2 separate regions of the Homo sapiens genome follow, and region 1 is linked to region 2. A link is a loop called in an ENCODE intact Hi-C map of the cell type or tissue named here. Cell type or tissue: dorsolateral prefrontal cortex. All regions are shown on one strand.

Region 1 (8,000 bases), 200 kb after region 2:
CAGGAATTTCATTCCTGCACTTTACTCAGTACTATCAGCACGACAGATAAACCAAGTACCCTCATTAATAATAATGGTTACAGGTTTCAAAACATCTTCACATATATTACCTTATTAAATCCTCAGAGGAACCAAATTAAACTCAAATATCAATAATCCAGTAACTAACAAAAGCACTTAATAATATATGCACTTGACAGTAAAAATGCAATTTTTCCTTTAAAAATTCCCCACAATATTTGACAAACTACAAAGAAACCATTCCATGGAAGAGCAACCTTCTTGACACTGGAAGTAATACAAGTCTTCTAAAGAATAATAGAGCACCGCTAGCAAGAGCCATAAAAATCCTGAAGCCCTCTGAACTAGTAAAACCACTCTTGGTAACTTTCTCTAAGGAAATAATTACACTGAAGCAAAAAGCTATTTAAAAATGTTCACTGCACCACTATCTATAACAAAAAAGTGGAAACCCAATTCCCAACAATAGAATGGTTAAGTAAAAACCTTACAGCCGGGCGCAGTGGCTCACGCCTGCAATCCCAGCACTTTGGGAGGCCGAGGCGGGCGCATCACCTGAGGTCGGTAGTACGAGACCAAACTGGCCAACATGGTGAAACCTTGTCTCTACCAAAAATACAAAAATTAGCCAAGCGTGGTGGAACATTCCTGTAGCCCCAGCTACTCAAGAGGCTGAGGTGGGAGAATCGCTTGAACCCAGGAGTCAGAGGCTGCAGTGAGCTGAGATCGTACCACTGCACTTCAGACTGGGCAAACACCGAGACTCTGTCTCAAAAAAAAAAAAAAAAATTTACATTTACAATACAACGTTCAGGGGAAAAAAGCTAACTACAAAATAACATACACAATCACCTCTACTACATAAAAATGAAAAGGTAAAAAGCAAAAATAAGAATTAGACTGATGGTTGGGGGCAGTGGCTCATTCCTGCCTGTAATCCTGGCACTTTGGGAGGCCGAGGCTGGCGAATCACTTGAGGTCAGGAGGAGTTCGAGACCAGCCTGGCCAACATGGTGAAACCCCATCTCTACTAAAAATACAAAAATTGGCCAGGGGCAGTAGCTCACGCCTGTAATCCCAGCACTTTGGGAGGCCAAGGCAGGCGGATCACTTGAGGTCAGGAGTTCGAGACCAGCCTGGCCAACATGGCAAAATCCCGTCCTCACTAAAAATACAAAAAAATTAGCCAGGTGTGGTAGCACGAACCTGTAATCCCAGCTACTGGGGAGGCTGAGGCTGGAGAATCACTTAAATGAACCCAGGAGACAGAGACTGCAGTAAGCTGAGATCAGGCCACTGCACTCCAGCCTGGGCGACAGAGTGAGATTCCATCCAAAACACACACACACACACACACACACACACACACACACACACAAAATTAGATTACAGTAAAATTATGTTCTAATATTGTGATTACATTATCTTTCCTAAAACAGCCACCTTCAAAAATATATATAACAAAGAACAAAATAAATCACTTCTGAAAGTCATGAAAAACTATTCACACACACACACACAAAGTCAAATTATGAAATGTTTCTTAAAGCAGATGTGAATTTCCAGACTTTCAAGCATATTTTGCTATCTCGAAACTTGTCAAACCGAATGCTGCATTTTTTTTCACCCTTGCTCTCAGAGACTTATTTTCACTGTTGATACGCACAAACCTAAGTGAGGAGATTCTAGAAGCTGAAACTTATTTACAAGGAATGCAGGAAAGTGATTCAAATTCAAAGTAATTCTACAAGTACATTAACGATCTGTTCAAGAATAAAACTTCACATTACACAAATCCAACACAGTAAACAAAATTTCACCTATTCATCAGAAAGAATAAGGGCTGCCATTTAGGTCTCAAGTAAAAGAACTTAAAGCAAGGAAAAATCTAAATTAACCTTAAATTGTTGTAAAGCCTCAAGGAACAGAAAAAAGACCTTGTGGTACTAAAACATTCCAAATATCTTTGATCACTCAAACTACTCAGGAGCAAATTCTCTTATAATCTAATTTTTAAGCCTAGTAGTCAATGCAACTTAATAACCTTAGTTTTAATGTTTATATATTTGAACATGTTGAATTATCTGCCAAATCTCTTCCTAATACCTAAGAAAGTAAAAACAGAATACATCCTTTTCTATAAAAGTTGTATTTTAAATTTTTTCATTTTTCGCTAGATGCCAACGAAAAAGGGAAACTGAAGTTACCCTACTTGGGGAAACGATCACTTCATCTGAACTAGTTTGGCTAAGTAGTGTTTGGGATGCTTCAGACTCAGAGAAGGGGAAGGGGGGGCGGGGCGTGTAAAGTCAAATAACCGACTGTTTCCGCCCCCTTTGAAGGCAGCAGAATTCCTTAAAAACCAGCTGATTCCTCTTGATGGGGAATTTCTGCTGTAAATAAAAATTCTTTGGAAATGGGTTGCTGAAAATGTGTTTTCAAAAAGAAAACTCGGGTGAATGAAAAATCCTCTTATTCCACCTTCCAAAGCCCAAGATGCCTATTTAAGGAGGACGCCGGTCACCCGCCGTCAAGCCGGCGGCCTAGGCCTAAAGAAGGCACAGTAGTGCCTACAACACGGATGGACTTGAGGCACAAGGGAAATGGACTTGCGTGCCCTTGGTAAGCTCTGGCGGCACTCCCGAAGTTAAGGACACCGGCCACAATGGAATGGAGTCTATTGACGTTTCCTTCTCCCTTTGAACACTAAGCATTTTCTTAGTTCGTGAAATACGAACTGACAACCGCCCGCCACCCCCAACAGGCCCTCCTGCACAAACACACCCTCGAGTCAAACCCAGTTAGCCGGGACAACACTGAGCCCCCAGCCCCTACTACAACCCCGGCTTAGGAGGGAAAAAGACGCTAGTAAACACCCGCCTTTCTGCCTTCAGGAACCCGACCACGTCCCCTGCTGCAATCTCTCTCTCCTAGCATTTCCGAAATTGGGGCGGGGGTTGGGATAAGTGCGCAGGGTGCCCGCCCCCTGCCACCAGCACCGCCACCCCGGATCTCCAGGGTCCAGCCTGGGTCCAGCCCTCACCCACCGATGTTCCACAGGCGCCTTCTCCACTGCGGCCTCGAACAGCAATGCGGATCGGCCACCACCCGCGCGCCGGAGAGGTCTGGCGGGGGAAGGAGGAAGGCCGGGACGGGGCCGGGCACTCCCCACCCCTTCCCTTCCCCAGGTGGGGGAGGGTGGAACGCTGCCGGAGGCCACATGGAGCCCCACGATTTCAGGGGAGTTCGGGAGCCCCCGCCGCCGCCTCGGACACGAACGCAGAGGGGTGCGGGGGCCAAGGCCCACTTGTCTCCACCCCGTCCTCCGATCTTTCCCAGGACTCGGAGGGGGCGGGGAGAGAGCCCCGACAGACCCTGATGATTCCGGAGGAGCCCGGTGCCTACCCCTTTAACCGGCACGGGGGACGCGGCCCTAACTTCTCCCCTCCAGAGATGTCCCCCATGGAGGGGGACATGTTCCGGAAAACGCCACCACAGCCTCCAGACCCCTCCAACGTTCACACCTAAACCGGGAGTGGAGGAGCTGCCCGAGCATCCCCACGCTGCGGGCGGAGGATCGTGCGGAAGGGGGAGCCGGGGCTGACCATCGCCGCTACCCGAGAACCCCTCCCAACACGCGTGGGGAGGGGAGGCCGCCCGCTCCCTCCATCTTGACCGCCGGGGGAGGGGGCGGGGATGCTGCGGGAGGCTGGACAGGCCTGACAATCCCAGAGGACCCCGGCTGCGCCCACCGGCCGAGCCTCGGGGCTCAGGCCCGAGCGAGTCTCCCCCGCGCTGCCGGCCCCCAGCCCACCCCGGGTAGCCCGGCGGGTCACGGGGCGGGGACGGCGGCGCGGGCCGCGGGGGAGGGGACGCCGGGCCCGGAGCGGAGGGGGCTGGGGTGCCGACACCCACCTGCCCAGGCCGGGCCTCCCGCCGCCGGAGGTCGCCGCGACCACCGAGGAGGGAGCCGTGGCCGAGGACGAGGAGACCGAGGACGAGGACGGCGAAGGCGCGGCGGCGGGCGACGCTAGAAGGCCGCTGCCGCCGGGCTTGCGGACATTGGCAGCCGCGGGCGGCGGCTGCTGCTGCTGCTGCTGCTGCTGCTGTTGCTGCTGCTGCTGCTGCTGCTGCTGCTGCTGCTGCTGCTGGGGCTTCAGCGACATGGTGAGGGGCCCATACACCGGCTCGCACGCCGGGCGGGGACAGCCGGGAGCCGGGCGCGCCAAGGAGACGCCGGAACGCGGCGGGGACGCGCGGGCGCCGAGCGGGGAGGCGCGGGTTGGCGCGGCCGGAGGGGCGCCCGGGCTGGCGAGGGGGAGAAGGAGGACGACGAAGGGGCGGGGAGGCCCGCCGAGACCAAGGAGCCGCCGGGAGCCGGGCCGAAACGCGCCGCCGCCGTTGCCGTTGCTACCAAAACAGTCTGAGGCGGAGGGAGGCGAGCTCTGCCGGGAGGGAGGGGGGCCGGGGCCGGGCGGGGGAGGGGCGGCGGAGGGATACGGTCCCGGGGCCGCGCCACCGCCGCCCCGCCCGCTCCGCCGCGCCGGCCGCTGGAGCGAGCGCCACCCGGGCCACCTGGCTGCGGCGAAGCGGCGAGACTCGGTGGCCACCGCGGGACTCCGAGGAGCTGCGGCCGCTGAGCGCATCGGAGGGCGGGCGCGCCGAGGCGCCGGGTGGGAGCGGAGGTGCGGATAGGGACTCTTTACCGGAAGTCGGAGGGGTCAGACGGAAGCAGAACGTGAGGTGGCCCCGGGGCCGGGAGGGACACGTGAGGAGCGGGCGGCGCGCTGGGTTGCTTTCTCGGGGGTCGGGTGAGGGCCAGGCGGCGGTCCCTACCCGGATCCGCCTTCCTCAAGGCGGGTCTGCCCTTCGGGGAGGGCGTGTCGGTCTCAGCCTCTGGGGCCTGCCTGGTGTGGAGGACAGGAGAGAAGCATTTCTTCTCCTACTGTATTCCTTCAGCATCTTCACTTCTGCGGGGACCTAGTTTGCCCCCACCTGATGCAACCCAGAAAATGGACTGACTGCGAGTGCCTTGGGGCGGAGAATGTGTCTTGCTACGTGTAAAGCACCTAGAACCCTGCCAGATTCAGGGGACACAGCATCCTGCCGTTTTCCTGCCGTCCCCCGCCCGCCACACAGTAGGCGCTCCAGTGGCTCGGGGCATCTACCAGGCAGGCCGCGCTGTCCTGCCCTGCCGGGGCTGGAGTGGAGCAACCCTCCGGGGCCACCCACATCTGGGTACCTTTTCCCCACTTTTTCCACCCCAGCCGCGCACAGTCACCAGAAAACTCTTTTAGGTATCTGACCTTCATTTGAACCTATGTTCCCTCACTTGAACTTCTTTTTCCTCATTCATGAGATTCTAAAGGAAATATATGGGATTGGGACTGGTAGAACTACGGATAATGGGATCTCCCTCGGTAGAGACAGAGCCGACCTCAAAACAATGTGCGAACTTTAGACCTTGGACCCTTTAGAAGTTTTAATTTAACTTACCCAGCCAGCACAGTAGACTCTTTTTAAAATGTGTTGCAGTTAAACTGGAAGCAAGTAGAAAGTAGGTAACTTTTTTTTTTTTTTTTGAGCAGTGAATCTATTGTTTTTTAAAGTGAAATGACTTCAGGAAATAATAGGGGAAGAAACACCAAAATTCCCCTCAATGTCCTAGAACTGTCCAGATAAAGGTAAAGACTTAGATAAACGTGGAGAATGATTGAACCAGCAGTTTTCAGTAGTCCAACTGAAATTAACCTCCTAGATAGTCCAGGCAAAAATGATCATTGTATTCTGCCAATGTAGGAAATCAGTTTTATTTCCCATCTAAGGTAAAAAGTAGATCAAGGGACCATTGCAAAACCCTTTAAAAATTAACCTAGCCTAGCCAACATGGTGAAACCCCGTCTCTACCAAAAATATAAAAATTAGCCGGGTGTGGTGGTGGGCGCCTGTAATCCCAGCTACTCGGGAGGCTGATACAGGAGAATTGCTTGAATCCGGGAGGTGGAGGTTGCAGTCAGCCGAGATCATGCACTCCAGCCTGGGCGACAGAGCGAGACTCCGTCTCAAAAAATAAATAAATAAATAAATAAATAAAGTAACCTAAAGGAAACTGGAACTAAAAAACCAGTTGAAACAAAAAAATACCTGTACCCGGCTGTGGTACAGGCCAGGGCTGCTGTGAGGGGAAGCTCCTGGAGAGGGTGACATGGGGCAGGGACCCAAATGAGCATGGGCATGAGGATCCTGGGGAGAAACGCTCCAGGTGGAGGGCACAGCGAGGGCAAAGGCTCTGAGGGGGGAGTCTGAGGAACAGCAAGGAGGCCTGCAATGGAGCAGGTCGTCAATGGTGTCCCGTTATATTCTTTCTTTAATAGAAATACAAACACTTGGCCTGGCGCGGTGGCTCACACCTGTAATCCCAGCACTCTGGGAGGCCGAGGCGGATGGATCACCTGAGGTCAGGAGTTCAAGACCAGCGTGGCCAACATGGTGAAACCCCATCGCTACTAAAAATACGAAAAAATTAGCTGGGCGTGGTGGTGGGCATCTGTGATCTCAGCTACGCAGGATGCTGAGGCAGGAGAATCGCTTGAACCCAGGAGGCGGAGGTTACAGTGACCAAAGAGGGCACCACTGCACTCCAGCCTGGGCAACAAGAGCGAAACTTTATCTAAAAAAAATAAAAATAAAAAAATACAATCACTTTTCTCTGATTGGAATCAAGGTCCCAGAATACAATCTTAAGAACAAGTTTTGGCCAGTGTGGTGGCTCACGCCTGTAATCCCAGCACTTTGGGAGGCAGTGGCCGGTGGATCACCTGAGGTCAGGAGTTCGAGACCAGCCTGGCCAATTTTTAGTAGAGCCCATCTCTACTAAAAATACAAAAATTAGCTGGGTGTGGTGATGCGCACCTGTAGTCCCAGCTACTTGGGAGGCTGAGGCAGGAGAATGGTGTGAACCTGGGAGGCGGTGCTTGCAGTGAGCGGAGATCACACCACTGCACTCCAGCCTGGGCGACAGAGCGAGACTCCGTCTCAAAAAAAAAATAGTAAGTTTCAGGTCGATGGAAGTTGAATAAGAAGGCCTAGGCTGGATACAGTGGCCTACACCTATAATCCCAGCACTTTGGAAGGCCAAGGCAGGCAGATCCTTTGAACCAAGGAGTAGGAGACCAGCCTGGGCAACATAGTGAGACCCTCCTCTCCATAAAAAATTTTTCAAAATTAAAAAAAAAGAAGGCCTGAAGCTGACATAGCTGAGAAAGTTTGTTTTAACTCACTACCATTGAATAAAAACTTAATAGTTTTATCAAGATATAATTTACATACTATGAAATTCACCTATTTTGTGTACAATTTAATGATTCTCAGTAAATTTACACAGTAAATTTGCACAACCATTGCCACTAATTTCAGAACATTTCCATTACCCCAAAAAGATCCTTCACGATGGTGGGCAGTTTGGTTCCCATCCTTAGCCCCAGGCAACCACTCATCTACATTTTCTCTCTATGGATTTGTCCAGATTTTTCACATAAGTAGAATCTTACAGCATGCAGCCTTTTGTGTCTGCCTTCTTTCATTTGTCATAATGTTTTTGAGGTTTATCTAAGGTTGTGGCATGTAGCAGTATTTCATTCCTTATTATTGCTATGTCATATTCCATGTATGGACATACCACATTTTGTGTCTACTTTCCAATTGTGGATGTTTAGATTGTGTCAACTTTTTGAGTATTATGAAAATGCTGCTGGGGCTGAGATTGGTGGCTCACTCCTGTAATCCCAACACTTTAGGATACCGAGATGGGAGGATCACTTGAATACCCCGGAGTTTGAAACCAGCCTGGGCAACATAGAGAGACCCTGTCTCTATGAAAAACTTTAAAAATAAAAAATTAGCTGGTTGGCTGGGCGTGGTGGCTCATGCCTATAATCCCAGCACTTTGGGAGGCCGAGGTGGGTGGATCACCTGAGATC
Region 2 (8,000 bases):
AGTTTCCTCATCTGGAAAATGGAGATGATAAGGGTTGTTAGAAGAATTCAGTGAGCTTCATGGCCCATGAACTTGTCACTCTGTATTTAAGGGTATTTAACTTGTCACTTTGTATTTAAGGATTCACTTTCCAACTGCCTGTCTACCATGAGAACAAACACCATGTCTGCTGTGTTCCCCACTGTATCCCCAGTGCCTGGAGAAGTCCTAGCACATAGTAGGGGCTCAACAAATCTCAAGTTGAGGGGCAGTGTATTCTCTTGACCTTATGGGGCCCTAACTCCTCTCAGCCTTCCTCTGCTGCCTGGTGCTGCAAACGTCCAACCCCAGGGCCATTCCAGTCAACCCAATAGATGCAAACAGGACCATCCCAGTCTCCTGTTTCAGGTATGAGGAGCCCACAAAGCACATTTGGGTGTTATGATTGCTAGGAGGACCCAGTGCTGTTCTCTGGCCATTGCCAAGTGGCTAAAAGCTGCACACAAACAGGCTTCAGCCAAAAAGAAATGACTGACTTACAGAGCTGAGAAGTCCAAGAGTGACTGCTTTCAGGTATGGCTGGATCTAGGTGCACAGACATTGTCATCAAGATGGTTTTTCTCTGTCTCTGGGCTTTGCTCTACTATGAGTGTGTTCACTCCCAGGCAAGACAGCCCTCAGAAATTCCAAGCTCATGTCCTCTGGAGTGCAGTGACACGATTTCGGCTCACTGCAACCTCTGTCTCCCAGGTTCAAGCGATTCTGCTGACTCAGCCTCCCGAGTAGCTGGGATTACAGGCGTGCCACCACGCCCAGCTAATTTTTGTACTTTTTAGTAGAAATGGGGTTTCACCATGTTGGCCAGGCTGGTCTCGAACTCCTGACCTCAAGTGATCCGCCTGCCTTGACCTCCCAAAGTGCTAAGATTACAGGCATTGAGCCGCCGTGCCCAGCCCAAATGAGGTATTTTCTTATCCGACTGTGCTGTTAAAGACTGGAATTGAGGCTCATTGGCCCTGCCCACCCTTGAACCAGTCACTGGGGCATGGGAGGGAGGGTTAGCCCCAGAGAACATCTTGAACTCCGACTGGATGGAAAATCAGGTGCTTCTACCAGCACAAGGGGAAGTCAGGCAGCCACAGCCCATGTCCACTTCGACTTCGGCCTCACGGTGAGTGGCTTCCAGCAGGGAAACGCAGGGTCAGCTGCGCTCCCCACCCTCCAGCCCCACCCTCCGCTTTCTACTTCTGCTTCTAACAGTGTTGCCAAATACTCCCCTCTCTCCTCTCCTCCTTTCTATGGCCCTGTGGCCCCAGTTGCCTCAGAGACATGAAGTGACTTCCCCCAAGGTCACACAGCAGGTCTATGTGGCAGAGCCCTGAGGCGCACCCAGGCAGCTGGCCCCAGTGTCCTGCTCTTGACCCAAGAATAAGCTCAAGCCCACCCCTGTCTGAGTTCTGAAAGGAAGTAACTCAGGTGCCTGAGGCTCTGAAGATAATCCCTTTCCATCTGGGTGACTGATGGTCTGGTCTGATAGGCCTGAGAACCCCACAGAGGGCAGAGGAAAGTGCAGCTCCTTGCACCTTGCACCCTGCTTGCTGGCTTGGGGCACTCTCCTGGCTCGGGGCCCTTCCGGCCATGACCTCAACTCCTGCCTCCCTCTCTGGCACCCTCTTTTCATATATGTGTGTGTATATATATATATATATATATATATATATGGGGAGAGAGAGAGAGAGAGAGAGAGAGAGAGAGATGGGGGTTTCATCATGTCGCCCAGGCTAGTCTCAAACTCGTGAGTTCAAGCGATCTGCCCGCCTTGGCCTCCCAAAGTGCTGGGACTACAGACGTGAGCCACCACACCCAGTGCCCTCTGACACCTTCTGCCCCTCTCTGAGCATCTTGACATCTTACACCCCAGAGAGGCCCTGCTTGCTGCCTCCTCCAGTGCAGAGGGCACAGGTGGACAAGCTCCAGGGGCGGGCACCCCCATGCCTTTCTGCAGCCTCAGGCCCTGCCCAAGTCCCCTTGGGCTGGCAAGGGGCTCAGGAGGCCTCAAGTTGGTGATCTAGAACCAGGAAGCCACCCTGGCTGATTTGCAGGCGAGAAGTGGCCCGTACATATGTCACCTCCTCTGTGGGAGCAGCCCCAGCCTCTGCCAGGTTCTGGGGGTGTGGGAGAAGAACTTCCCAGCCTCTGCCGCACATCTGCATCTTGAGGTCAAGATCACCTGGGCAACAGGATGGGAGATGGAGGATGGGGGTGGGGTGGGGGGATAGGGCTGAAGGAATAGAGAGGGCAGGGTGCATCCTAACACCTTTTTCCACATTAAAAAATTTAAGGTGAAAGTCACATAACAAAATGAATTAATTAATTTTAGTTAGTGAATTAACTAAATTTATTCATTTACTTAGAGACAGAATCTTGCTGTGTCACCCAGGCTGGAGTGCAGGGGCAGGATCACCGCTCACTGCAGCCTCAAACTCCTGGACTCAAGTGATCCTCCCACCACAGCGCCTCCTGAGTAGCTGAGACTACAGGCGCATTCTACCTTGCCCGAATATTATTATTATTATTATTATTATTATTATTATTTTATTTTGTAGAGATATGAGTCTCACTATGTTGCTTAGGCTGGTCTCTTAACTCCAGGGCTCAAGTAGTCCTCCCACCTTGGCCTCCCCAAATGCTGGAATTACAGGTTTGAGCTACCGCACCCGGCCTCATGAAGTAACTAAATTTAGTACATTCACAGTGTTGTGCCACCATCATTTATCTCAGTCTAGATCCAGAACATTTCATCACCCCTAAAGGAAACCCCATACTCATTAGAAGTTACTTCCTATTCCCGCTGCCCATAGCCCATGGCAACCACTGGTCTACTTTCTGTCTCTAGGGGTTTACCTATTCTATATACTTTACATAAGCAGAATCACACAATATTTGTCCGTTTATGACTGGCTTATTTCACTTAGCATGATGCTTCCAAGTTTCATCCACATTGTAGCATATATCAATGCTTCGGTCCTTTTTATGGCTGTGTAATATTCCATTGTATAGATAGCATTGTCTTGATTCATTCATCCCCTGGTGGGCACATGAGTTGTTTCTATCTTTTGCCTATTGTGAATGGCACTGCTATGAACATTCATGTACAAGTATCTGTCTGAGTGCCTGTTTTCAATTCTTTTGCCTCTGTACTTTAGCTAACATTTTTGTTTGTTTAGAGATGGGGGTCTCACTATGTTGCCCAGCTTGGCCTCCGACTCCTGAGCTCAAGTGATCCTCCCACTTCAGCCTCCCAAAGTGCAGGGATTACAGGCATGAGCCATCTCACCTGGCTTTAGCTAACATTTTGATGCTTTTTTTTTTTTTTGAGATGGAGTCTCGCTGTGCTGCCCAAGCTGGAGTGCAATGGCATGATCTCAGCTCACTGCAACTTCCACCTCCCTGGTTTAAGCGATTCTCCTGCCTCAGCCTCCCAAGTAGCTGGGATTACAGGCATGCACCACTACGCCTGGTTAATTTTTGTATTTTTAGTAGAGACAGAGTTTTGCCATGTTGCCCAGGCTGGTCTCGAACTCCTGACCTCAGGTGATCCACCCACCTTGGCCTCCCAAAGTTCTGGGATTACAGGCGTGAGCCACTGCACCTGGCCTTGATGCTTCTTTTAATGTAGATTAAATGAGGCGGGTAGGATTAAGCTGTTCTTAGTAATCCACTCCTCATTGTAAAAGAAAGACCTGAGAACAGGTTTAGCTAGTAATAGTCAGCATTATTTGTTTATTTATTTATATATTTTGAGACAGTCTCACGCTATCACCCAGGCTGGAGTAGTGGCACTATCTCGGCTCACTACAACTTGTCCCTCCCAGGTTCAAGCAATTCTCCTGTCTCAGCCTTCCAAGTAGCTGGGATTACAGGCATGCACCACCGCGCCAGGCTAATTTTTGTATTTTTAGTAGAGACAGGGTTTCACCCTGTTGGCCAGGCTGCTCTCGAACTCCTGGTCTCAAGCAGTCCTCCCACCTCGGCCTCCCAAAGTGGTGGGATTACAGACGTGAGCCACCACGCCCCACTGGTGTCCTCATTCTTTGTTCCCATTTTACAGATGCGGAAACTGAAGCTCAGAGAGCCCAAGTCATTTGCCCAAGGTGACCCAGCACTGAAGGGAGAAGCTAGCCATTAAGCTGTCCCCAAACCCGTGTACTCAACGTTGATGGCTACTCGATGGTGGCTGAGAGGCATCCAACCTGGAGCCTGGGAAGCTTCCAGGAAGGCTTGGGGGGAATCCAAGAGGAAGGTTCTTTGCGGGAGAAAGAGTGAGGCAGGGGAGTTTAGGAGGCCGCTTCCCAGCCCTCGATCGCCCCACAGCCACCAGGGGGCGCCAGAGCCCCGCGCAAAGCGGCTGCCACCAAGTGGCTGCCACCGCGCGTTACCACCCTCAGGGCCTGATGCCTGGGACTGCGGCCAAGTCCCGGCCCCAGGAGCTCGCGTGCCCCACGTTGATCCCGGGTCACGGGTGGGGACGGCTGGGGTAACTGGGTTGTACGTCCTCTGCGGAGCTATTAGGGACTCTAATTACCGGGATTGGAAGTGAATAATTATCTACTGGGCCTCAGGCTACTGAGTCACTTCCCCCAGAAACCAGATTCCCCAGGCTAGCGGAAGAGGGGGCGGCTCGCAGGCTGAGGTTGGGGCGGGGGAAGGTGGAAGCGGGGGTCTGGGGTTGGGGTGCGCGGCCGCCGCTGTTTTTGGTCAAGATCAGAACTGGGGAGCCTGGGTGTAAATCGCTGCTGGGCCACTTACCAGCCACGTGAATTGGGGAAGTCACTTCACCTTTCGTGCCTCAGTTTCCTTTCTGTCAAATGGGGGAAAACAACATTCTCTCCTTACAGTTGTTGGGCAAAGTAAATTGTAATCTACCTAAACTAAGCCCTCAGAGTAGTCCCTGGCACATAATCCTCTAATAATTCATTAATCACTCAGAATTATTAATTAGGCCGGGCGAGGTGCCTCACGTTTATAATCCCAGCACTTTGGGAGGCCGAGGCGGGCGGATCACTTGAGGTCAGGAGTTTGAGACGAGCCTGGGCAACATGGGGAAACCCCATCTCTACTAAAAATACAAAAAATTAGCCAACCGTGGTGGCTCATGCCTGTAATCCCAGCTACTTGGGAGGCTGAGGCACGAGAATCGTTTGAACCCGGGAGGCAGAGGTTGCAGTGAGCCAAGATCGAGTCATTGCACTCCAGCCTTGGTGACAGAGCAAGACTCCCTCCCCCAACCCCCCCCCAAAAAAAAAGGACAAAAAAGAACATTAATTAATCATTAATCATTGGGCCGGGTGTGGTGGCTGATGCCTATAATCCCAGCACTTTGGGAGGCTGAGGCAGGCAGATCATGAGGTCAGGAGTTCGAGACCAGCCTGACCAACATAGAGAAACCCCGTCTCTACTAAAAATACAAAAATTAGCTGGGCGTAGTGGTGCATACCTGTAATCCCAGCTACTCAGGAGGCTGAGGCAGGAGAATCGCTTGAACCCAGGAGGTGGAGGTTGCAGTGAGCCGAGATCGAGACATTGCACTCCAGCCTGGGTGACAGAGTGAAACTCCATCTAAAAAAAAAAAATCATTAACCATTAATTCAGAATCATTAATTCTGTTATTATTACCATTTTTTATCACTTGGGCTCAGTAAGTGATTAAGAGGTAGGGCACTACAGTGAGGCCAGTCTTTAGTCCACACCAGCTGCTTCATTGCCAGTCGTGTGACATGGACATGTCACTTCACTGCCCTGTGCCTCAGTTCCTTCATCTGACAAATGGGAAAATGAATAGCAAACCGTTCATTTGGGGTGGAAGAGATAAGGCCTGTGATGTTCTCAGTGTGGCGCACGCTTCCATAAATGGAGTCCAGATTGTAAATACTGTTCATGCTTTTCTTAGGGAAGGACTTGTGGCAATTTTAGCTTCTAAGGCACTGGGAGGACAGAAAACAGAACTGAATCCAAGGGAAGGAAGCACAGGGAGAGATGACATCAGGCACTTGAGCTCAGCAGATCAGACCCTGAGCCCAGGAATCGGCCTTGGGAGTTCTGCCCACCCAGGCAAAAAGGGAAGAACCCAGTAATGTAATTATTTTCTGGCCTGGGGCAGATGTGTATTGACCAAGGGGGACCATTTCCTGAGCCCTCTTGGTCTCTGTTGGACCCTAATGGGTGGGAAAAGGGTTGGTTGGACCTCACCCCCCCAAGGTTTCTTGAGCTCTGTGTTAATTATTGATTGCTGGGTAACAAATTACTCCTGCATTTACTGGCTTAAAACAGCAAACCTTTATTATCTCATATGGTTTTAGGAATTCACATGCAATCTGACTTAGCTTGTAGTTCAGGGTCTCTCACTCCTGAGATGGTAGTCCGAAACATGGGCTGGTGGCACGCACATGCAGTTGCAGCTATTTGAGAGGCCGAGACAGGAGGATTGTTTGAGCCTAGAAGTTCAAGGCTATAGATCGTGCTATATGATCGTGCCTGTGAATAGCCATTGCATTCCAGTCTGGGCAATGAAACAAGACCCCGTCTTTTAAATAAACAAACAAACAAAAATGGGTTAGGACTGTTCTCATCTGGGGTCCAACTGGGGCTGGATGATTCACTTCCAGGATAGTTGGAAGTGATGGTTTCAGTCCTGGCTGTTGCCAGGAGGTCTCTGTTCCTTGCTGGCTGGTGGCAGGAAGCCTCAGTTCCTCTTCACACGGACCTCCATAAAGCTACTTGGGTGTCCTTAAGACACGGTGGCTGGCTTCTCCCAGAGTGGATGGCTCAAGAGAGTACAAGGAGAAGCCTAAATGCTTCTTATGACTCAGTCTCAGAAGTCACACAGCGTCACTTCCACTTTAGTCTCTGTTAGAAATGACTCATTAAGGCCAGGTGTGGGGGCTCACGCCTGTAATCCCAGCACTTTGGGAGGCCGAGGCGAGCGGATCACGAGGTCAGGAGATCAAGACCATCCTGGCTAACACAGTGAAACCCTGTTTCTACTAAAAATACAAAAAATTAGCTGGGCGTGGTGGCTCGTGCCTATAGTCCCAGCTACTCAGGAGGCGGAGGTTGCAGTGAGCCGAGATCGCACCACTGCAGTCCAGCCTGGGTGACAGAGCAAGACTCTGTCAGAAAGAAAGAAAGAAGGAAAGGAAGGAAGGAAGAAAGGAAGGAAGGAAGGAAGGAAGGAAGGAAGGAAGGAAGGAAAGGAAGGAAGGAAGGAGTCATTAAGTCCAGCCCACACTCAAGGGCAGGGGAATCAGGTTCCACCTTTTCAAGGGAGGTATGTCAAAGAAGTGTGGACTGTTTTTAAGCCACGAGGAGCACCTGTTATGTGCCAAGAACTGTGCTCACAAGAGTGAGCAAGACACACAAATGCCTGGCCGAGTGGAGCTGACCTGCTCCTGGGGGTGGGGGAAAGAGACTGCCAATAAACAGATGAATCAATGATTCTGGTATCAGTCAGGGGGCCACAAGGGTGAGGAAGAAAAAACATGCAGAGGCAAGTCAGGCGCGGTGGCTCCTGTAATCCTAGCACTTTGGGAGGCCAAAGTGGGAGCATTGCTTGAGCCCAGGAGTTTGAGACCAGCCTGGACAACATAGAGAGACCCTGTTTCTACAAAAAATAGAAACAATTAGCCAGGCATGGTGGGGTGCACCTGTAGTCCCAGCTCCTTGAGAGGCTGAGGCAGCAGGATCGCTTGAGCCCAGGAGTTCAAGGTTGCAGTGAGCCATGATTGTACAACTGCACTCCAGCCTGGGTGATGGAGTGAGACCCTGCCTCTAAGAAAAAGAAAGAAAAAAAGCAGGAGCAGAAGAGAGATGGAGATGGTCAGCAATGGGGGCAGGGCTGGTTTAGGTTTGGTGGGCAGTCAGACATCTCCTGGGAGTGAAGAAAGCAAGGGTAGACAGCTGGGCGCGGTGGCTCACGACTATAATCCCAGCACTTTGGGAGGCCAAGGCGGGAAGATTGCCTG

What was found. Peaks named below come from ENCODE experiments on the same cell type or tissue, not always from the same donor. Only the 100,000 strongest peaks of a DNase experiment are listed, where the experiment ranks them.
Region 1: it touches region 2 in a loop (5-fold over the local background); 16 of 110 quality-filtered maps call a loop at or near these places.

Annotation. Positions count from the first base shown.
Region 1 is chr12:111,594,848-111,602,847 of GRCh38, forward strand. ATXN2 (ataxin 2) reads right to left here and starts at 4,468. Exons shown (of 25, transcript NM_001372574.1): 1 at 3,937-4,468. The coding sequence starts at 4,187. It overlaps ATXN2-AS (ATXN2 antisense RNA), which reads left to right and starts at 4,651. Exons shown (of 2, transcript NR_146497.1): 1 at 4,651-4,706; 2 at 4,981-5,408. RefSeq lists silencers at 3,113-3,242, 3,833-3,882, 3,973-4,142, 4,203-4,512 and an enhancer at 4,973-5,202. In dorsolateral prefrontal cortex, no CTCF peak of the experiment used is centred here; DNase peaks (open chromatin) are centred at 3,674, 4,394, 4,854, 5,144 and 2 weaker places; H3K4me3 peaks cover 5,233 bases; H3K27ac peaks cover 4,377 bases.
Region 2 is chr12:111,392,741-111,400,740 of GRCh38, forward strand. LINC02356 (long intergenic non-protein coding RNA 2356) reads left to right here. Exons shown (of 4, transcript NR_187522.1): 3 at 4,091-4,133. Among named protein-coding and RNA genes, the nearest start is that of SH2B3, 9.2 kb to the right of the region's middle. In dorsolateral prefrontal cortex, CTCF peaks have their summits at 4,364 (motif pointing right) and 4,580; a DNase peak (open chromatin) is centred at 4,401; H3K4me3 peaks cover 847 bases; H3K27ac peaks cover 1,703 bases.